Regions from separate parts of the Homo sapiens genome. Here region 2 is linked to region 1. The links are chromatin loops, found by intact Hi-C in ENCODE. Cell type or tissue: IMR-90. All regions are shown on one strand. Each heading gives the region's core, and the rest is flanking DNA. Links, peaks and the distances in the headings are about the cores only. Region 1 has its middle 32 kb from the start of TRIB2. Region 2 has its middle 110 kb from the start of TRIB2.

Region 1 (11,320 bases), core at 4,208-6,707:
AATTTTTAGTTAAATGGTACGTTCATTCATGTAGTGATATATTAGGCAAACATTTATTAATCCCTATTATGAGCAAGGCACTGTACTAAATTTCCTGCACACGCAGGTGACCCTATCGGCCTTCCTTCAGTGTCCCCAGTTCCCCCACTCAGCCTGGGCACCGTACACACAGCCCCTGATCCTGAAAGCTTCCCCCCTTCCACTCTCCAGTGCCGTCATCCTTCAGATCTTAGCTCAGATGTTACTTGCTCAGGGAATCCATCTGGAACCTCAGGCTGGCTCCAGTCGCACTGGTACCTCACCTTCGACACCACAGTCTGAGCTCCCATTCTCTCTCTGCATAATTCCTCTTCAGAACCTTGCGGACATCCCACGAGAGCTGAGTCAAATCTGTCTGTCCTGCTAAGCTACGGGCTCCCAGTGGGCAAGTTCTAGGCTTGTCTTATTCATCATTATAAACCCTGTGCTTAGCATGATACCCAGCACGTGTACTTATAGATGAATGTATTTGCAGGATGAATGACCTGTTTACAAATAACCACAAAATTGACAGTGGCTTCTGTGGCCAAAGCTTGTTCCTCACTCACCACACAGGTGTATGACTCCCTTGGGCAGCACTCCACAAAGTAGCTGTCCTCTAGGTGGTTGCCAAGGGACCTCTGCTGTTTCTATTATGTGCCTGCACCATTCCCACCATTTTCTGGCAGGAGCTGAGCTACTGTCATCAGCTGGCAGATGGAGAGCAGAGTGTGTTGGGAGGTCACCTCATCTGGAAGGGATGCATGTCATGCCATTCTCATCCAGGGTCCTTAGGCCAGGTTATTCGCACAACTAGCCCAGGGCAAGGACGGCTGGTCAATGGAGGGAGCTCCTTGTTATTAGTGAGCCTGGCTGGGCTCTGCCACAGGCACTGACAAGAGTGGTGAAGACCGTGACAGATAAAAGCATGGAGGTGTGCACAGAAGTTAAGCAAACGGCATAAATGGTGGCTCAGAGAGGGGACAACAAAAATTACATAGCTAAGGGTTTAAGAGGAGTGTATTAGTCCGTTTTCATGCTGCTGATAAAGACATATTTGAGACTGGGAAATTTACAAAAGAAAGAGGTTTAATTGGACTCACAGCTCCATATGGCTGAGGAGGCCTCACAATCATGGCAGAACACAAGGAGAAGCAAGTCACATCTTACATGGATGGCAGCAGGCAAAGAGAGAGCTTGAGCAGGGAAACTCCCCCTTATATTACCATCAGATCTCATGAGACTTATTCACTATCATGAGAACAGCATGAGAAAGACTTGCACCCATGATTCAGTTACCTCCCACTGGGTCCCTCTCACAACATGTGGAAATTCAAGATGAGATTTGGGTGGGGACACAGCAAAACCATATCAAGGAGCCATAAGAAATACCAGGGATACCTTTAAAGACGTTTGGTGTCTAAGGGACTATAATCTGGAGGAAAGAATGAACAAATCATTGAATAGGCAGATGAATGGATGAATGGCTGGGGAGCTTGGACGTTCCTTTAGAGGTTTGCAAGTTTGACTCGCCCTCTGGTCATCTCAGCATCCTGTTCTCCCTCCACACAGTCAATGAAGCAGCCACATTAGGAACCGCAGTGAAGAGAGAGCCCTGGGCACCAGCGGGGAGAGGTCAGCCCACTCCACTGAGCATCCTGTCCCTCTGGAGATGTTCTTTGAGACACTTCCCATGTTGCATTCCTTCACTTGTGGATTTAGACTCTCACCTTCCAGCCTGACAATAGGGACAGATGTGGGAAAAGAAATACATGTTCTCCCCAGTTGTAGAGCAAATGGCTTCTCAAAATGTGTGTATGGGCAGCACAATGGAATTTAAACTCCAAAGGGAAGTTGAAGCTCATAGAGACCAGCCCTTTCACAGGGGTGATGAAGACACAGAAGCCCCAAGAGGGCCCTGCCACCTGCTGGGAAGAGTAGAACCACCACTCGGTCTCTCACCAGCTGAAATGGATTCTAGGGAATCATACCTAGCCCTGTGAGAATGATCTAGGATGTGAGAAGATGCCACATGCTAGGGCAGATAAGGAAGGCTACATTTCACCAATGAAGGAAGCCGGATTAGAGATGCCAGGGTATTGGGCAAGGTGTAGGGGGTTTGCTGAAATTTTCTTTCTTTTTTTTTTTTTCTTTTGAGTCTTGCTCTGTCGCCAGGCTAGACCGCAATGGCGAGAGCTCAGCTCACTGCAACCTCCGCCTCCCGAGTTCAAGCTATTCTCCTGCCTCAGCCTCCCGAGTAGCTGGGACTACAGGCATGCACCACCACGCCCAGCTAATTTTTGTATTTTTAGTAGAGATGGGGTTTCACCATGTTGGCCAGGATGGTCTCAATCTCTTGTCCTCGTGATCCACCCACCTCGGCCTCCCAAAGTGCTGGGATTACAGGTGTGAGCCATCACACCTGGCAGAGCTGCAATTTTAATGGAGGTGTCAGAGGAGGCCTCAGGGCTTGCAGGTCATGAGGGGTTCACCATATGGGCAGTGGGGCAGAGTCTCTAGACAGTAAATGGGAAGGCCCAAAGGCAGGGGTGAGCCACATTGGGGAAGAGTAAACAAGACACAAAGGGAAGAGTCAAAATGGAAAAAACTGGACCACACAGAGCTTTGAAGGCTTCTGGAATGAGTTTAGTGTTCATCCCAGGTGGAACGCGTGCCATGGTGAGGCTGGGAGCAAGATGCGGCATGGAGATCCCAACTTGCGGTGTGAAAAGATCACTCTGGCTGGTATGTTGAGAGACACAGTGGGAGCTGAGAGTCAAAGCAGGGAGGCCCTTAGGAGGCTGCTTCAGTAATCCAGGCAGGAATCATGTATTAAAAAAAAGGAAAAATCAAAACTTACATTGCTCCAGGCACATGCCTCATGGACTGCAATAACAATGGGTTCTTCCCATAAAAACTGTGCAGAGTTGATATTTGAAAACCCCATTCCATTATTCTGATGGGAAAATGGAATTTGGGAATTAAGACCTTCCCCAGTGTCTCATACTGGAGCTCAGCTTCAAATCCTGACTCCGCAGCCTTGAGCACCTGCTGCACGCAGCACCCTGCAAGGCATGGAGGAGACTCCACCCTCCGGAGCTCCAGGCTAGCAGCTGATGAGATGGGGAGGGCCACATATGCAAAAGTCAAAGGACAAGAAGATGGGAGAAGCCAACCCTTCTGTGTCTAATGCATGCTCTGCTCCCTCAGAGCTTTTCCCCAGCCAATATACTTCTCAGGGAGGGACCCATAAGACACGAGGCAGGGCCTGGGAGTAATTTAAGGAAGGCATGGAGGAAAACCGGAAGAGTCAGAAGAAAATAACAACAACAGAAACACATCACACAGACTCCAGACTCCAGGGTGTAGAGAAAAAGACAGGAAGGGAGGAATGTAGGACAGAAGGGAGGAAGAACTGGAGTGGGGAAGAGGGGAAGGGAGGGAAGGAAGGAGAAAGGGAGAGAAGGAAGTCAATGCTCCAGTTCAGGGTCGTGTCTCTATTTCTCTGCCTGGAACACTTGCCTCTCTCCTCCTCTCTCTCCCTTCATCAATCTTTATCAGAGATGGGGTTATACAGTTTCACACCTTCTTCCTTGGAAAGTAAGTCCATAAAAAGCGAATGAGCTGTGCAGATCCTGGCCTTCCTCTGCTCTGGTCTGCATTTCACTGGGTTGATGATGCACCCTGCAGTTCCCAGACTCCCCTCTCAGCTGGCTTTGGGCTTCAGTTGGCCATAGTGTCTTGGAGGAGAGCTAGGAAAGGGCAAGAAAGAAAAAGTCTGGGTTGTTTTCCTTTTCCCTCTTCCCTTCAGCCTTTCCAACCCCTGCCCCTTGACCTGGAAAGCACAGCCTTGTCCCTTTGCTGTTCAGTTTGGGATGGACCTGGCTCCCTATTTTTTTTTTTTTGTGCTAATCTCTGAGTTGCTTTGTCCTACTCTGTTTGGTTTTTCTGATCTTCTATCACCACTGAAGCTAATTCATTGGATTAAATTCCTCCTGTTCTAAATACTTAAAGAGGCTCCTGATTTTCTTGAATGACACACAAGCATAATTTTAAACAATAGAAATCCATGCATTATAAAACTAAAAAGAGTACAAAGAAGGATTCCATTTTTAAAACACCTCCCTTTAAAAATGGGTTCCACTTCAGATGGATAATTTAACAATAAGAACTTTTGTTTGAATAGAAGTCAAAGTGTTTACAGGCATAAAAGTATTTCTGAAAGAATAATCATCGGTTTCTTTAACAGTACTATAATGAATTAAGACACAGTACTATCCACAAGTTCATCAATATTTAATTTTCTTCTAAAAACCACATTAGGATTAACATTACAAAGAAAACAGGTTTTTGTTGCAAGGAAAAATGTATCTCTGTGATATGATTGTTTCATGTGATACGTCTGTTAGCATAACGCAGTGGAAGGGAGGTTATTTATATGAACAAAATCTCTTTTTCTGAATTTCTGCCCCTTGTTACTTTTACAAACGAAGCATCACTTGATCAGCAGGAAGACACAGTACACAAAGCTTTGCCACAGCAGGATATGTTCCCTAATGTTTGGCTAATCTTTGGGTGTTCTCAAAGAAAGTAATGGAAGAATTTTAATAGCAGGGGTTATATGAACTTCTTCTTGAATTACCTGGGTCAGCTAAACACTTTGCAAGATGTTATGGCACAAGACCCATATAAGTATGTCCAGAATCTCTACACTGCCATATTCAGAACCAATTTGTAGCTCTTTTCTAAGTGCTAAGCTTTAATAGATAACGCTGTTAATAATTAATCCTTTTCTTAAAGTGCTTTGATTTTTCTGATTCATATTCCGCTAAGTATTTTTTTGGCAACTGAAAGCTTACTGAGCCAAGGCACAATTACAATGGTGAAGGAACCATATATTCCAGTCCCCATGAGATGCTAATGAAGGAGGCTAGGCAGGTGTGCCGACTTCAGCCTGCAAAAGAAGCTTGGCATTATTCATCTCATCACAAGAGGCACATTTAGCCCAAATTAAAATACCCATGCACACTGGTCACCACACATGCTATTCCACATGAGTGCCTTTGTTAGTACCATTGCCTTTCTCACCTCTACCCTGCTACTGCCTGCTCATCTCTGAAGATTCAGCCATCACCTCCTTCAAGAAGTCCTCCTTGATTCCTCCCCCAGCCCAGGCTTGCTTGGTAGCCTCCCCTCAGCTTTGCCTTACTTGCCTCTGCTTTTTTCTGCACATTGTACCATGGTGATCCCTTTGTGGGTCTGCAGCCCCTATGGACTCCGAGCTTCTGCAAAGCATGGTCTATGTGAATGTGGAGCTTAAAACAGCTTCTCAGTACATGTTTTCTGAACAAAGCTGAGCTGAGCAGAGCAGACTGGCTGATAATTTATGAAGTCTAGATTATGCCTCCAGCAAAACTGCAAAAGGCAACATTTCCTCTAGCCCAGTGCTCCATGACCATTTCAGGACACAGCTGAACACTCATCTTATTTCTGTACAGTCGCCTGTGTGCCGACACGGCTTGCATTTTTCCTTTTCTTTTGGCTTTCTTCCTGTAAGAATTACACAATCTCCTGTCCTCCTCTTACCTCCTCCTCCTCCTCCTGCACTATACCTCCAGCTATGAAAAGCTATGAATAAAGAAAGACAGCTGGCACTTCAGGATCCTGTTACTGATTCAATACGTGCATACCTTTCCATGAGTCCTGCCGAGTTGCATCTTCTTGACAATGGCAATGCCAAATCAGCCTTGATTCTTTCCCATACAGAAAAATACAGACCTCAGAAGCCTGAAAGGGCTTGTGGGGCTCAATCAGACTTGCTCCATCCTATGGGAACATAATGGATCACACATAGGCAAACCTGCCTTCGAAAAGCCTCTACCATCGGCTTTCTGTTTGTGATCCCAGGCCAGATACTGCATTTCTTTGCAGCTTTGTTTCTTCATTTCTAAAATAAGATTAATACTCTACATTACACAGTGTTTGGGGGAGGATTAATAAGATAATATTATGCAGACTCTATCACCTAATGGCAAAAAATGGGTAGAAATAATATTGGTTTTTATTTTGGTCCCACCCCCCCAAAATTCATATGTTGAAGTTCTCACCCCCAGTTCCTTGTAATGTGACCTTATTTGGAGCTAGAATCTTTACAGAGGTAATCAAATCAAAATGAGGTCATTAGGGTGGGCCCTGATCCAACATAACTGATGTCCTTACATAAAGGGGAAATTTGACCACAGAGCCAGGCGCACAGTGAGAACGCTGTGTGAAGATGAATGGAGAGATCAGATTGGAGTGAGGAGTCTACAAGCCAAGGAACGCCAGATGTGGCCCACAATCCCCCAGGAGCTGGGGGAGAGGCTAGGAACAGGGTCTCCCTTATACCTCCAGAAGGGATCAGCCCTATAAACCCTTGATCTTGAACTTCTGGCCTCTAGAACTGCAAGATGATAGTGTCTGTTGCTTAAGCCCTCCAGTTTGTGGTAGTTTATGTTTGAAGATGCTCAAAAATGGAGATGTTAAACAAAAACCTAAGTCACCAGGACAGGTCCAGGAGTTAGACCCAGGCCAGCAGCGCCTTTCCACTAGAGCCCTTTGTTCAGCCAGTGGCTAAAGTGTCAGTCACCACAGTCTCTACCCAGGCCCCTCACATGCCACCTCCTGCAGCAGAGCCCCTTCATCTCCACATCATCTCCCTGTCCCAAAGGGCCTTGAGCACACCCTCCTCTCCAACCTGGCCCTTCAGGGAGGAAGGACAGATGGCTTCCAGTGGGATTCTACTTTAATTGGTCTAGAGTGGGGCTCAGTCATCACTGCTTTAAGAGCTCTCTGGATGACCCTCACGTGCAGCCGGTAAGGATGTCTGCCTTAGACCACACGGCCCTACAGTGAGGCCAGTGCTGTCTTCCTTGTGGGTGTCTGCCATGCACCATCCAGTGGGTGCTCCCGTGGGTGGGGAACCAGTGAATGGAGTCCCTGGTAACAGATGAAAACCAATGAACCTCCTTGAGCATATGGTGCCTGCCTAGCAGTCAGGGGCTCAGGCCCTTACAAAAGCCGCTTAGCTGCCTGCCTCCATCCCCCCACCGCCCTCCATGCTCTGTGCTGCCTCACGGCCTCATTCCTGCCTGGAATCCCAAATCACCTGGCCTTCACATCAAGGAGGGCTGAGTCACTACATGGAGGGGTAGTTTCCATCCAGTTTTTTTTTTTTTATTAATTCTATAGGCCAGTCACATTCTCATTAAGAGGGGATGACCCTCTGATATGGCCAGGGTTCTTTCTGAAATAATAACAACAAATAATAATAAAGCAATAGAATAAAAATAAATAAAGATAACCTCCCTGTTGAAAACAATTGAGTATCCATTGTCTGTTTCAAGTAGTCCACCTCCCTTTGTGAACCATCGTAGCCTGCTGCTGTCCTCAGCTAGTAATCATCCTAATTTTTTTTTTTCTGTGCTGCAATAAACTGAGATATGTTGACCTACTTAATTCTCCCTCACCCACAACAGGCTTTCTCCTGCATCGGGACTGTTGCTCCTGCTGTTCCTTCTCCCTAACCACCTGGGACCCTGTTTTCAACACTTAGTTCACGAATCTCCTTCTCTGATCCCCCTTCTTAAAAATCCTCCATCCAGAACTGACCCCCAAGGCAGGGCCCAGTGTCAGGGCTTCCTTCAGCCTCTTGGTTTGCTTTCACATGGTTTTGTCTGTGATGATGAACATCTATGGTCTCTCTCCCCAACCCTCCAGAATCTTGAGAACTGTGGCTAGGTCTTACTCATACCTGTATCATCCGGCAACTGGCACGTAGAATGTGCCAGTTTGTTGAATGAATGAGTAAATAATATTAATTGATGTTTACTAGTGCTTTCCAGTTTACAAAGTATTGCCAATGACAGAGTATGAGTGAAAGAGAAAGAAAGATTATGCAGATTTACGAGCTGTTCCATGCAGGACTCTGGCCAACACCGACTCAATTTTAAATGAGTTACTGCTCTCTGAGGGCCTGCAATGGAAATACGGCTGTGAGGAGACTGTGGTGGTTTTGCATCTGGACAAAAGAGGGCAAGTTTACACACCATGGTGCAGAGGAGCCAGCTTCATCCCACTGCAATTTGATTGATACCATGACTTCGGCCAGTCTTCACATCAAGCGGGAACCTTGAATGCTGGCATTTATAAGGAAAGGTCAGCAGAGTTAACAGACGTGCCTGTGGCCATGCAGAGAGGCAGGTTGTGGTGCTTCCACCAGTGAGTAGGAACACCCTCCCAAAGAGGCCATATCCTGAAAGCAAAGGTGGTTCCCTTCCTATTCATTCATGCCCCAATCTCTGAGGGAGTTTTAATCTCCATTTTGAACTCTAAACCTTTTGCCAAGACCTCTGGTGAAGTCATTTGGAAATGGTGAGGCCCACACAGAAGGAGAACTGGCTTGGAGGCAGCCCTGAACAGGACCTCTTGCCTTGGGCCCTAGAGAGGCTACTGGATGCATCAAGAGTAGATGCATCACCAGTCCTGTCTACTGTTCACTCTGTTTCAGCTCCTTAAAAATACCCAGCATGGCCCTGTCCACCAAAGAGTATCTGAGACAGGTCTCAATCAATTCAGAAGTTTATTTTGCCAAGGTAAATGACATGACCAGGAGACAGGTCTGTTCCTTTCTCTAAGGATGGTTTTGAAGGCTCCAATATTTAAAGGGGAAAAGAGGGCTGGAGGGGAAAGAGGGAGGGTATGGTAACATTACTGAATCCACATTACAAGTGAAAAGGAGCAGCTAGGAGAATCATCAATCATGTATTTGTCTCAGGCTCAGTAAATCAGCACTTTACATAAGATAAGGTGAACATAGAGTAGCAACCTGTGGAGATATTTAACCTTTCATCTGTAGCTACCTGGCACATTCTGACTCTGGAGTTGTGTAGCTTGCCATCTGTAGTCTGTCTGTGGCTCTCTTGCTTTTATTCTGCATTCTTTCCAGATTCCACATCCCTCTTTTGGTTCCAATCCTTAGTCAGCTTCTGTGGATCAACGACTTGATTTCAGATTAGCAATCTCAGCTTTTACCTTCAGTAGCCATTACGCCACCTCCTACAGCAACCCTGCTGCCATCACTGCCTGTAACACACCCAAAGACGCATCTGTGGGTCTCTGACTGACAGCTTCATATGCTGAAACCACAGGGAAGAGGCTTCCCAAGCCTCCTTAAACCCTAGGTCTTCTGTTGTTTATTCCAGCCCAACCAGGTCTCTGTCTGGCAGGGAGATGGCTCTGACTCCAAGGCGGTTATCTGCCCACTGGGTAGCATCAAGCCCAGGCTCACTGCCTAGCTCCAGTCATTCCTCTGTGGTAAATTGCCTCCATGCCTATGCAATGAGGAAGCTTCCACAGAGCCACTCTTCTTCTATTAGAAACACTGATCATTGAGAAGCCCACAGCTAGAGAGGTAACCCACCTTTTCTAACTATGTTGAGTCTTCCTATGTCTATATTACTGACTTTACTGTCATCTCATTTTAGTTTTCTGCCTTACTCTGTTTTTTCAGTTTCTTTCTAATTTTTAAATTCTCAAATCCTTAGGAAAAAGAGATGAAAATAAGTACATAACTTAAATGAAGTATTAGATTAACCAAAACAGAGACGATCCAGGACAATGAAGCATGTTTTATGTTTTATATGAGGTCTCCAAGATGAGAATTAATTGGAGGGTTTTTATGCTCTTGAAATTTCTCAGATAACAAAGGTTTTAAATCTTAGAAACACAGGCACAGGGGGAAGGAGATTTAGAGGTTTCTAATCTAATATTTGAATTCTAAAGATAGGAATATAAAACCCAGGGGGAAAAATTCACCCAAAAGTCATGAGGTAATGTGTGTCAAAGACAACGTCCTTTATTCAATAACCCATTTGATCACTGAGTACCTACCATATAGCCAGAAGGTCAGTGTAGAAAAGTGATTGATAGAATGGACTTTGGATTTAGATAGTCGTGAATGCAAATACCTATTTACATCTCATGCTCTATTAAGTCACTGCAGCAAGCTATGTAATCTGAGAGTTAGCTTCCTTTGCATAAAATGTGGATAGTAGTACTTACTTCAGAGGGTTGTCTTGGTGGCAAAACGAGGTCCTACATTAAATCCTTCAGTACAATACATGTCACATAGCTAAGCTCAATAAATGTCAGCTACATTTTTGCAATTGCCCAGCTCCAAGCACAGGATTATTCCCCCAACATTATGAAGCAACAGAATGCAGAGTAATGTCTGTCAAGATATTTGGACTACAGAATCCAGGTTTTTACCTTGATTATCTCGGCTTCAAACACAGGTATGTCCCAAATGAACTGCTAATTGGATATTATGTAATAGCAATTAACACAGGACAAATTTATTTTAAAGCAACAACAACAATATAAAGCTGGGCCACACAATTCAGCTTAGTGCTAGAGAACCAGTGATTCTATTACAGGGAAAAGCCACACAGCAGACTGGGACTAATAGCATTCCACCGGTGCCAGGAAAATAGATAAAAATAGATAGTTAATATGCTCCTATTTGCCTCAGTAATAATTACATATATTTTGAAATAGTCACTAAACTATTAAAATGCTGCATAGGTAGCCTATAAATGATTTTCTCACTGTATCTTCAGAAAATCTACCACGTTAACTTAACCTACCAAAAAAGCAGCTGAAGCAAATGTAAGAGAAAGAAACAGTTCTTTCAGTCCTAAAATTCATTTGGAATAATGAAAGACCCAAAATAACCAAGGCAATGCTGAGCAAAAAGAACAAAGCTGAAGGCATCATTATTTGACTTTAAAGTGTATTACAAAGCTCTAGTAACCAAAACAGCATGGTAGTGGCATAAAAATGGACACGTAGAACAATGGAACAGAATAGAGAGCCTACAGCAAACAGATTTTTGACAAAGATGCTAACAACACACATTGGGAAAAAGCCTCTTCAACAAATGGTACCTGGAAAATTAGATAACCACATGAAAAAGAATGAGACTAGACCCCTACCTCTCACCATGTAAAAAATCAACTCAAAACGGATTAAAGACTTAAATGTAAAACCCAAAACTATAAAACTACTAGAAGAAAACATAGGGGAAACATTTTATGACATTGCGCTGGGCAAAGATTTTTTAAAATAAGAATTCAAAAGCAGAAGCAACAAAAGCAAAAATAGAAAAATAGAATTAAATCAAACTCAAAAGCTTTTGCACAGCAAAGGAAAGAATTAGCAAAGTGAAGAGATAATCTATGGAATGGTAAAAATACTTGCAACC
Region 2 (11,320 bases), core at 5,706-8,205, 78 kb before region 1:
GTTTACAAAGCACTTAACAGAATGCTTGGCATATATAAGGGGTCTTTAAACAGTTCATGAAAAATGTGTATTATGAAAAAAAACTATGAATAGATTTCAAAATTATTTTGCACCAAAATAAATACATAGTAACTCATTATAACGTGCCCTAACAAGAACTAGTTTGAGGAACTAAGAAGGATAGGACATCAGTTTGAAAAGAGTAACATAAATTCTGCTAAAATTGAAGCAAGAACAAACATTGAGTTTATGGTGAAGCTTGGGTAGAAGAAGGATGAAATCACTGATGCTTTATGAAAAGCTAATGAAGACAATGCCCCAAAGAAATCAGTAGTTTACAGATGGATAATTCATTTTAAGAAGGAATGAAATAATGTTGAAGATGAAGCCCACAGCAGCAGACCATACACATCAACTTTCGAGAAAAAAAGAATACATCTTATTTGTTCCTTAACTGAAGAGGACTGACAACAGCAGAAACAACATTCAACACCATAGATATCTCAATGCTTCCACTTACACTACTCCAACTCAGAAATTAAAGTTGAGCAAACTTTGCACTCAATGGATGCCAAAACGATTGTGCCCAGACGAGCTGCAGACAAAAGCGGAGTTTTTGATGGAAATTTCAAACAACAGGGATCAAGAATCTGAAGTACTTCTTTAAAGAACTGTAACAGGAGATGAAACATGGCTTTACCAATATGATCCTGAAGACAAAGCGCAATCAAAGCAATGGCTACCGCGAGGCAGAAGTGGTCCATCCAGTCAAAGCAAAAGAGGAACAGCCAAGAGCAGAGGTCATGGCAACAGTTTTTTGAGATGCTCAAGGAATTTTGTTTGTTGAATTTTTGGAGGTCCAAAGAACAATAACATCTGCTTATTATAAGGATGTTTTGAGAAAGTTAGCCAAAGCCTCAGCCAAAGGAACTTTTGGGTAAACTTCACTAGAAAGTCCTTCTCCACCACAACAATGATCCTACTCATTCCTCGCATCAAACAATGACAATTTTGCAGGAGTTTAATGGGAAATTATTAGACATCTACCTTACAGTTTTAATTTGGCTTTATCAGACTTCTTTTTTGTCCCCCAATCTTAAGAAAATCTTTAAAGGGCATTCATTTTTCTTTAGTTAATAATGTGATAAAGACCACAGTGACATCTTTAAATTCCTGTGACTCTCAGTTCTGTAGGGATGGACTAAATGGCTGGAATCATCACTTACAAAGGTGCTTTGAACTTAATGGAGCTTATGTGGAGAAATAAAGCTTATGTTTTATATTTTTATCATTCAATTCCACTTTCCACTAACTTTGTTTAAGTCCTCTCACAGTAGGTGCTCAGTTGATGCTGATTTATTTCCCATTTTTTATCTTGCCTCTTTTGAGAGTCACTGAATGAAAGAAACCTGAATTACCATCAAGCTCATTGTATTAGTTTGCTAGGGCTGCCAATAGCAAAGTACTACACACTGGTAACAACAGATATTTATTGTCTCACAATTCTGGAAGCCATAAGAACAAGATCAAGGTGTTGGAAGGGTGGGCTGATTTGGATAGTTGTGAGGAAGAATCTGTTTGATACATTTCTCCTAGTGTCCAGGGAATCTTTGACATTCTTATGATACAGAAGCTAGAAAGAAATTATTTAGGCAGACAATAAGGGCAACAGAGTCCTCAGTGGAATTCCCCTTTTAATAAAAAAGCATCTCCCAAATCATTTCTTTTCTAACAAAGAGCAGACTGAAAAATCGAGCTGCAGACATAGATAAGCAAGTTGGAAGCTTGCATGGGTGAATGCCAGCAGCTGTGCCAACAGAAAAGGGCTACTTGGGGACCAGGTATGTTCAACATGGAGGCTCCATCTTCCCTTTTCCTTGTCACCATGTGTACAGTAAAGAAACAGGCAACATGGTACTGGCCAGGTAGAGAACCCATCTGCATAATTAAAGATTAGGCCAGCTTTTTGCACCCTATGCAAATGGCACACCTGGTCCAAACAATCTTTTGTACCCTATGTAAATCAGACACTGCCCCCTCAAGCTCATCTATAAAACCCACTGCATTTCACCCCAGAAGTGGCAACCCGCTTCTTTGGGGCCCCTCTCTGCCACAGAGAGCTCTTCTCTTTCTTTCACCTATGAAACTTCCACTCCAAACCTCACTCTTTCTGTTTCTGTGTCCTAGTGTTCCATGACTGTGAGACAACAAATCTCAGGTATTTACTCCAGACAACAAGGCCGCTTCATTTAGGCTTCTAGAAGCACCACCCCAATCTCTGCTTTCATCTTCACATGGCGTTCTCTCTGTGTGCATGTTTCTGTGTCCAAATTTTCCTTTTCATAAAGACATTAAGCCCAGCCTAATGACCTTATCTTATTACATCTGTAAGGAAATGATCGTGAAATACAGTTACATTCTCAAGCACTGAGGGCTAGTCCTTCAACATATGAATTGGGAGAAGAGGGAGATATAATTTAACCCATAACACTGGGGAGCAAGTGATACAAATCGACTACCATCCCAGGCAACCCTTTAAATTTACAGACATCTTAAAACTTTATTGTTTCTTTCTATATAATTCTAGCATCATAGACATAGAACATATTTATTTTGTTTTCCTTCTGATTCATCTTAATAATTTGAAGAAAACTTCTCTTTGTTTCAGAGTCATCTGGGAAGCTTTAGACAAATCCTGATGCCCAGATCCAATTGCAGACCAATTATCTGAATTTCTGGGGGAAGGAACAAAGCCTTACTTTTCTTGTCAAAACTCTCCAGGTGATTCCTGTGTCTATCCAAAGTTGAGAACACTGGTCTATTAGATAATGGGAGTTTGTCCCAGCTCTACAGGTGAGAAAACTGACTGATGAAGAGCATATTACGAGACCTTTGGATTCAATCAAATATTTCACATTGGCTTTCTAACCACCAAAAGATTGGGAAAACAATTTGACATGAGCTTGTGTCCAATATTCCTTCCTTTATTTTTCAAACACATATATTTAAAAGGCAATGTGAACCATGTGTTTTTGATTTAGTGACACTGAAGTCATCATTGGAATGCGATTTTGTTAAAAGCTTGTTGATACTCCAGGACTCCATTTGAAAAGACCTGGTTGTTCAATGTGGAGTTGTGGGGTGGGTGGGGAGGCAAAGTTGAAACCTCAAAGGCTCTAGCCTATTTCCAAACATGTATTCAATTATTAAGAAACCCAAAAGTAACTGATTTATTTATTTTTAGGTCTGGGGATAATGCTGATGGCTGCATTTGGGGAAGAGGTGGGGAGCTGTGGCTGAAGGGGAACTATGAATCTCCTATATTCCTTTTTCCCCATCACACTGGTATCTCCTGGAAGTTCAAGAACCATGTCCTCTCTCTCCCTTTTTCTCTCCTCTCTGTCTCTTTGTCTTTCTCAAACTTAGCGTGAAGTCTTTAATTCATTCACTCATTAAACTTATACTGTTTTGTGCTAGGCTCAATGTTATAGAAAACATAGACAAAAATGTCCAGTTTTCATAAAATCTGAGCTAAAAGAAGCTCAGTTACAGAGCACAACAAATGCTTCAAGGTGAGAAATAACTTTCAGGAACACAAATAACTCTGAGCAAAATATGTACTATTAATAGAGATTTTCATGAAATTTTGTACCTAGTATGTAAGAGAACATCTAATCCAGTTGTTTCATTTTATAGATGGAGAGATTGAAGCCAAGAGTAAGAGAGATGGTGACTTACTTAAGATCACACAAAAAGCTATTTTTATGTCAGGGCAGAGACAAGATTTCTTACCTCTCAGACAAAGTTTTTTCAAAATGTTATCCTGCTGGGAGATGCCCACATAAAAATGAAATTGAAATATAAGCATGATTGCAATATATAAAGCAACATATAAGCATATATTGTTTTATTTTGCTGCAGTACAGTTGGCCTGCAACACCCCTAGCATTTGATATCAAGAACGGTAGTTTTGCTAAGCTATAAGAAGGTACAGGGCAGAGCCCATTCAAAGGCAAGAAGGACAGTCATTAAGCATGATGAGTTAAATATGGCAAAGAAAATGGTAATAGAGACTAGGACAAGGGGCCCCAGCTAAGAGCCTGTTTCAAGATCAGACAACAATGGAAGATGCTGTTCAAGCAAGGGAGAGAGAGGGAGGGTCAGACTGGCATTGCTGGACAGTGGTTTTCAAGCCTGGCTATGCATCAGAATGACATAAGATTTTTAAAACAATAGTGGTGCCCAGACTCCACCCTTCCTGCCCTCCCCCAGTAATTCTAATTTGTCTGAAATGGGTCCCAGACATTGTTATGACATATAAACTTCCCTGATGAGTGGACCATATTGTAACGGTCCAGGGAAGAAATGAGGAAAGGAGGGAAAGAACTGATGTAATGATAGAATGTGCTGCAGAGAAGGCTCTGTGGGAGAAACATCCAAGAGTGATTCAAGGGAACTTAGTGATGAATTGGGTAAGGGGGGAGAGAAAAGGAAGGTTCTGGCTTCAGTGTCTTGGCAGGTGATACATATATTCATAGGGCTGGAGAGAACATAGGATTTGAGGCTGCTGGGATGGGGGTGATGACGTCTTCATCTTTGGAGCTGTTGAGTTGAAATTGCCTGTGAAACAGCCAGGTGGAGTTTACAGCAGCCCATTGTATGAAGGGGCTCAGTACATAGTCCTGTGTTGGAGATTGACATATGTTAATATTTATGAACTCTGATCTGTAGTTGAAGTGAGATATAAATCCTCTAGCCAGGGTAAGGACAGCCAACAGGTCATTGCAAGCACTGGAAACATGAGCACACCCACCACCACTCCTAATTCACCCTCTGACAGATAACGACTGCAGGACACACCCCACCCCACCTCAGGTGTCCTGCTGCCCCAGGCTCATTCTCAGAGTTTGCTGTGATGTGGGACAAGGCAGTTACTGGAAACATGCTTCTTTTAATCAGCTAGGATCTATCCTAATCCTGGAGACCTGGGCAGAGAGGAGGGGGCAGATGGAAGTGTGGGAAGAGGGGGTGCAGGGAATTGCTGTGAAAGCCTTCCATTGTGTGTAGGTGGCTCTGAAAGAGGAAGAAATAGATGTCAGTAACAGCAACATCAGGGACGGGGAAAAATGCAAGCAGAACCTCAGATATGGGTCTCATCAAAAATCAAAATAGTCTTACATCATGCCCTAGATATAGCCAAACACAGATGAGGCTAGACCACCAATGAGGGGGCTCCCCAAGGCTCTAAGTCATTCTCTCATGCTTTGTTGGAAAAGCTGTCCCACTTAACTCCAAATATATGGCTCTGGACAGGAACAGAGAAGCCAGCTTGAGCAACATCTTCTGAGTCACTGGCCAAGAAATGCTTCCCCACCTATCCTTCAGGTAGGAGAGTGGACACTAGTCAAAAAGGCACAAGTATTTCCAATTCAATTTCCCTGCACATGGCTGCAAGAGACAAATGTCACCGATTGAGTCTGAGCTTCACACATCCCAACTTAAAGCTCATTAAAAAGCTCCCAAAAAATGAGGACTTCAAGCTTGGAGTTCCCTCTGAAAGCCATGCCGGATCTAAAGTTCAGATCTTACAACATGCAGGCACCAGACTAGTCATCTGACATGCATTTTTCTATTTAATTCCCACAAAAACTTTGCTGGGGCTTTGTGATCTACCCTAAGGTGACATAACCAATTCTTAAGGAAGAAGGCCTGGCACTTGCATTTTTGTTCACCCAACTCTCGTTCATTTCTTCCTTCTTCTACCAATACATAAACACATCTGCAGCTGGAGGTTTTCCCAGGACTGGCAGGGCACTCTGCTCTGCAAGAGTTACTTGAATTTACTAAGGGGTATTTGGTGGATTGTTGAGGGGGATAAAAATAATATGTCAGGTGGCTGGGACCCCAAGTTTAAGTTTGCTGTTCACTAGCCTTATGACTATAATGTGTGCACTTGGCCCTTTTGAATTGCAGTTTTCTCTTCAATGTAGTAGGGATAATAATACCTACCTCATTTTTTTTAGATTAAATGTCAAAATTGTTCATAATATGTTAAATTTGCTAGCTTAGTATCACTGACTTTAACGTTAACTAGGTAAGGAAGAAACTACCCAAATACTGGACTCTAGCCAAGAAATACACACTATCTTTATCTTGGTTTTAATGAGATGCTCTCGTAATCATTCTATTTGCATAGCCTTAAGAATTAACAATGCAATTCAATGGTAACTGACTCTACTGTGGCAATGTAACAGCATCATCGATTAGTACAATGGAAAAGTAAGATTATTCTTTTAAAATTTAGTCTTGATGACCACTTGGCATGCCTTTCCATGCATGCCTTCTCCCTGAGCTGAGATAAGCAAAAAATGCCAAACAATAGGGAGTATTGGTGAGACATACTGGCTTTGGCAAGGCAGAAAAAAAAAAAAAGCACTAGTAATTCAATTTAGACTAAGATTTGTTTCTTCTGATCAGGTCAAACAAAAACTGTGAAAGCTCAATGATTCAATATTCTTTCACCACAACCTAAGGCAAGTCTCCTTATGTGGCCTGGCTGCTTAATTTATAGTATTATTTATCTCAGACCTCTATATTTCATCTAAATGTGGTCCTAGACATATTGCAATAACAAGTATGGTTAGAGATGGGGACAGCCCTTGACTTGATCTTAAAGGTGCATGGTTTTTAAAGTCAGGCTTTTCTGAATCTGGGTCAGGAAAGGCAGTGTGAAGCTAATTTGGAGCTGAGGTCTGCTCCCCCTGCTGACTCACAGTGTGGGCACAGTCCATAGTGTACGCTCTTAAAGTGCAATAAACTGTCCATGCCAGAGGACAATGCTCCAGTTGTTAAAAGTGCTTTATTCTGGAGCATGGACTTTCTACACGACATGGTCTGAGTGTGTCCTGGTGAGGAGGCTGAACCGTCTGTGGAAATGAGACTGTTCAATGTTTCTGCAGCAACTGTAGTCAGCTCCTTTTCCTTCCTGTTTGGGGGAGTTTAATTGGATGCAGCTGGAGCATCCCCGCACTCTGAGTCTGAATTTGCTAAAGAAAGAGGGTGGGAAAGGCAGTTCTCACTGCATTCTGTCTGAACCTACAAAGCCACGGGAGACTCCAGAGATAAAATGATTCAAAATCTCACTAAAGTCACTGTGGGTGTTTTCCCAACTGCCAAGACCCAGCTACACAGAACTGAAGTCACTCTTTAAGAATGCATGCAGATTAAGTTTATCTCCATCTTGAAACATTGGGAATAAAAATTAATAATGATAATAGTAATAATTTATAGTATTACTTGCTTCCCTAAATATTTTCACTTATCAGTTGATTGACTAGCATTAATTTGTTCTGAAAATAAAACATTTTTAGAGTAGGGTACAAAAAAAGGATAGGTAGCATGGTGGGAAAAGCGCAATTTAGGTTCAAAATCCACTGCTGAGAGTTACCCATGTATGATCATAGGCAAGTCACTTAAAGCTTATCTGAATTTCTGTTTCGTCTGATTACAAACCAACATATATAAAAAGGCATCATAGACTGAAACAAGGTTGTAAAAGGGGTCATCAGATAGTAACAAAATGAGATAGTTTCATGTCTTTTTTCCTTTCTAAAAAACAGAGCAGGAGGTATATATCCACATGAGTGTGTTTATTTCCAGGATCTTCCTTCAAGAGGGAGGAAAACTTATTCCTATGGTGTAGTAATCCTAGGAACACTTATAGTTTCCAAATCGGGAAATGATATAAGGCTTGCTTATGAATCACTTGAATTTGTGTGACATGATTTTATCGTCACATCCTTTTGTGTTTATTCATTTTTATCCCCATTGATAAGTCACTTCACTTATTTACTTGCTTTTGTTTTGAATGATGTTTGGCTCTTTATAAAATCAAATTCATTCTCAAAGATTTAACATCAGTGAAGAAATTGCAACTCTTTTCCTCCCTACTTTTGATCAGTCTCTTACACATTTGTGAGCAATGACAGTGCAAAGGTTTTACCTTCCACAGGGGGGTGGTCTATAGAAGCGACAACTTGCATTAATTGGATGCCTAATGTTTACCATACTCTATGTTGGGTGTATCTTATACACATCCGATATTATCTTTTTAATAATATTGTGAGATAGACAATGTTATCTCATTTTAAAGATGACAACAATAAAGCTTGGATTTTTTAAACTTGTTTTTCACTTACCTGTTAAATAAGGAACTACAATTAGATCCTAATTCTCTCTGAGCCCAAGATCTGTTTTTTTCCTCCACAGGAGGCTTCTCCTTCACCATTTGCATATGCATACCAAATAACCAGTCTCATCACTTTACGGTCATATGATCTTCACTGATTAGTTCACTCAATATTTGTTGAGCACCTTCTTTGAATGTGGCTCTTCAGCAGGCCTGTGAGAGACTGAGGTCTCTGAGTCATAGTGACTTCCCAGGTTGCGTATCTCCAAAGTGCTGCATTTCCCCAGTGACTCAGGGTACCACAAAAGTGTCACCTATTTAATGATTGTTAGAACTTAATTTAATACAAAATTAATTCTTACATGCCACAGATCAATAATGCTTTGTCCTCAGAACAATCGTAATGGAATTTTAGCTGGACCCAGATAAAATCAAAAAGGAAAACCGAACTAGACCTCCCTGGTAATTATCATCCCAAATGCACCCATATGTATGTAATTCTGAAGAGTTGCATGAAAAACAAATATATATTGAATTATATTTGATTTTTGGCTTTTATTATAATATTGGAGATATAATTGTGTGGATCAAAAGTAATACAATTTATCTTTCACATGTTGACAAGATGGAAAAACAATACTGGGTTTACAATGCTACCTGAAAATAAAAAATTAAATGAACAAAAAATGTGAAAGAAAATGTGAAAGAAAGGATTTTCAAGACCCTAAACATTGGGCAATGAAAGACAGTGATCAATGCAAAACAGAAAACAAATGAAATAAATCCTGCGATTCTCTTACTACCTTGAGAGAGTCTGCAGACCATGATGCAGAGGGAGAACACCAAGGAAGAACCGGGTGGACTCCATGGATGAAGAAACAAAGCTGAGATTTCAGGGATACCAAGGAACCTAGAGTTTGTGGAACAAAGTACTGAAGAGAAGAAAATCATATATAGAAAGAATCCTGGAGAAATGCAAGGGACCCTCTTACATTTTCAGCAGAATACTGACCAAGCCATGCACCAAGGCTGGGACCCTCTTACATTTTCAGCAGAATACTGACCAAGCCATGCACCAAGGCTGGAGCAAGAACCATCCAAAAGATGAAAAGAAAGAGTACTCAGCACTCATACAGGTCTGGAAATACTGCCTGTTTCCACCAACCAGATTGAAGAATCTCATTATTCCCTGGACATTGCGTAGAATACTCAGGAAAATCTTGCTTCAATAATGGAAAGTAATTAGCTCTAAAATGCTCTGGGTCTTCCTAACAAATGATAAAAGCAAGACTCTAAAGGGGCAAACTTTTCCCAAGTAAAAATGGCATCCTAGCATAAATCTCAAGAATATTATGATTTTTTAAAAAACCCAGCATTCAACAAGGTAAAATTTATAATATTGGGTATCAAATCAAAGATTCTGATCCAGAACTGACACATATGTTAGAATTAGCAAACAATGACATTCAAGCAGTCATTATACATGCAGTCCATATATTCATAGGCTTAAGTAAAGACATAGAAGATTATTTTTAAAAAAAGGCAAGTTGGCCAGGCGCAGTGGCTCACGCCTGTAATCCCAGCACTTTGGTCGGCCGAGGTGGGTGGATCACAAGGTCAGGAGATCGAGACCATCCTGGCCAACATCGTGAAACCCCGTCTCTACTAAAATACAAAAAAGTTAGCCGGGCCTGGTGGCGCGCACCTGTAGTCCCAGCTACTCGAGAGGCTGAGGCAGGAGAATGGCATGAACCCGGGAGGCGGAGCTTGCGGCGAGCCGAGATCGCGCCACTGCACTCCAGCCTGGGCAACAGAGCGAGACTCCGTCCCCCGCCCCCCACCCCCCCAAAAAAGAACACAGTTATTACGAGACAGAAACTTCAACAAGGGGGGCGGAGGTTGCAGTGAGCCCAGATCGCACCACTGCACTCCAGCCTGAGGACAGAGCAAGATCTCCGTCTCAAAAAAAAAAAAAAAAAGCAAATCGAACTTGTAGAAGGAACATGATAATGTGTGATATGAAAGTACTTTGGATAAGATTAATGTCAGACTAAAAAATTTGGAAGAAAGGATTAGTAAATTTAAAGAAATAGCAATATAAAAAATAAAATGAACCACTGAAAGAAGTCTAATTTAAAAAATTAAAATAAAAAAAGAATGTTAGTGACGTATAGGACTACTTTAAGCAGCTCAATATATAGTTTGAAGTCCCTTGAGTAGAAGGGGGAAAAAAAAGCAGAGGGAACAGAAAAGATATACAAAGACAAATTTGCCAAAACATTTTCAAAATTGATGAAATTACAAACCTATAAATCTAGGAAATGTGAAGAAAACTACACTGATGCATATTGTCACCAAATTGTGCAAAACCATCCATTAAGAGAAAAACCTTAAAACAGCCAGAAAAAAATAAGTTGCATTTTATACACAGGAACAAAGAAAAAAATGAAAGCATATTTCTTATCAGAAATAATACAAGCAAGAAGACAATGGAGCCAACAACATCTTTAAATTACTGATAGGAAAAATATTTTCCACCATAAATTCTATACTCAGCAAAAATATCTTTCAAAAGACAAAAAGGAAACAAAATGCTTTCAGAAATAAATGAGTAGAAAGCCTCATCACCAGCAGACACATACACTAAAAATGTTAAAAGGAGTCTTTTGGACAGAAGGAAAATAATGTCACATGCAAATATAAGTCTAGACAGAGGAATCAGTGGCCTAAAAATGACTACTACATGGGGAAGTATAAACTTTTTAGCATTTAAATCTCTTTACAAGATAATTGATTGTTAATAAAAATAATAGTATACATAATAACATGCGTAAGTAAAATATATAAAGTCTCAGACAGGAGAAATGAAAACATTTTGTTAAGGTTCTTATACCACATGTGAAGTAGTAAATATTATCTTTAGGTCAAATGTGATAAGTTAAATCTTAAAGCAGCCACTAAAATAACAAAACAATGAGTTATAGCTAAGCAGGCAGAAGAGATAAAATTGAATCCCCAAAAATGCACAATTAATCCAAACTAAAAGCAGAGAAAGAAGAAAATGGGAACAAAAAAACAGAATTTTTTTTAAATAGCAAGATGCTAGACTTGAACCTAACTATAGAAATAAGT

Evidence for each region. Hi-C counts contacts between places; a loop is a spot of excess contacts. Peaks named below come from ENCODE experiments on the same cell type or tissue, not always from the same donor. Only the 100,000 strongest peaks of a DNase experiment are listed, where the experiment ranks them.
Region 2: it touches region 1 in a loop (2.7-fold over the local background); 2 of 110 quality-filtered maps call a loop at or near these places.

The regions. Positions count from the first base shown.
Region 1 is chr2:12,679,086-12,690,405 of GRCh38, forward strand. No RefSeq gene overlaps it. Among named protein-coding and RNA genes, the nearest start is that of TRIB2, 32 kb to the right of the region's middle. In IMR-90, for the core only: no CTCF peak of the experiment used is centred there; a DNase peak (open chromatin) is centred at 5,566; H3K27ac peaks cover 782 bases.
Region 2 is chr2:12,599,780-12,611,099 of GRCh38, forward strand. No RefSeq gene overlaps it. Among named protein-coding and RNA genes, the nearest start is that of TRIB2, 110 kb to the right of the region's middle. RefSeq lists silencers at 4,684-4,978, 7,430-7,630. In IMR-90, for the core only: a CTCF peak has its summit at 6,774 (motif pointing left); a DNase peak (open chromatin) is centred at 7,072; H3K27ac peaks cover 302 bases.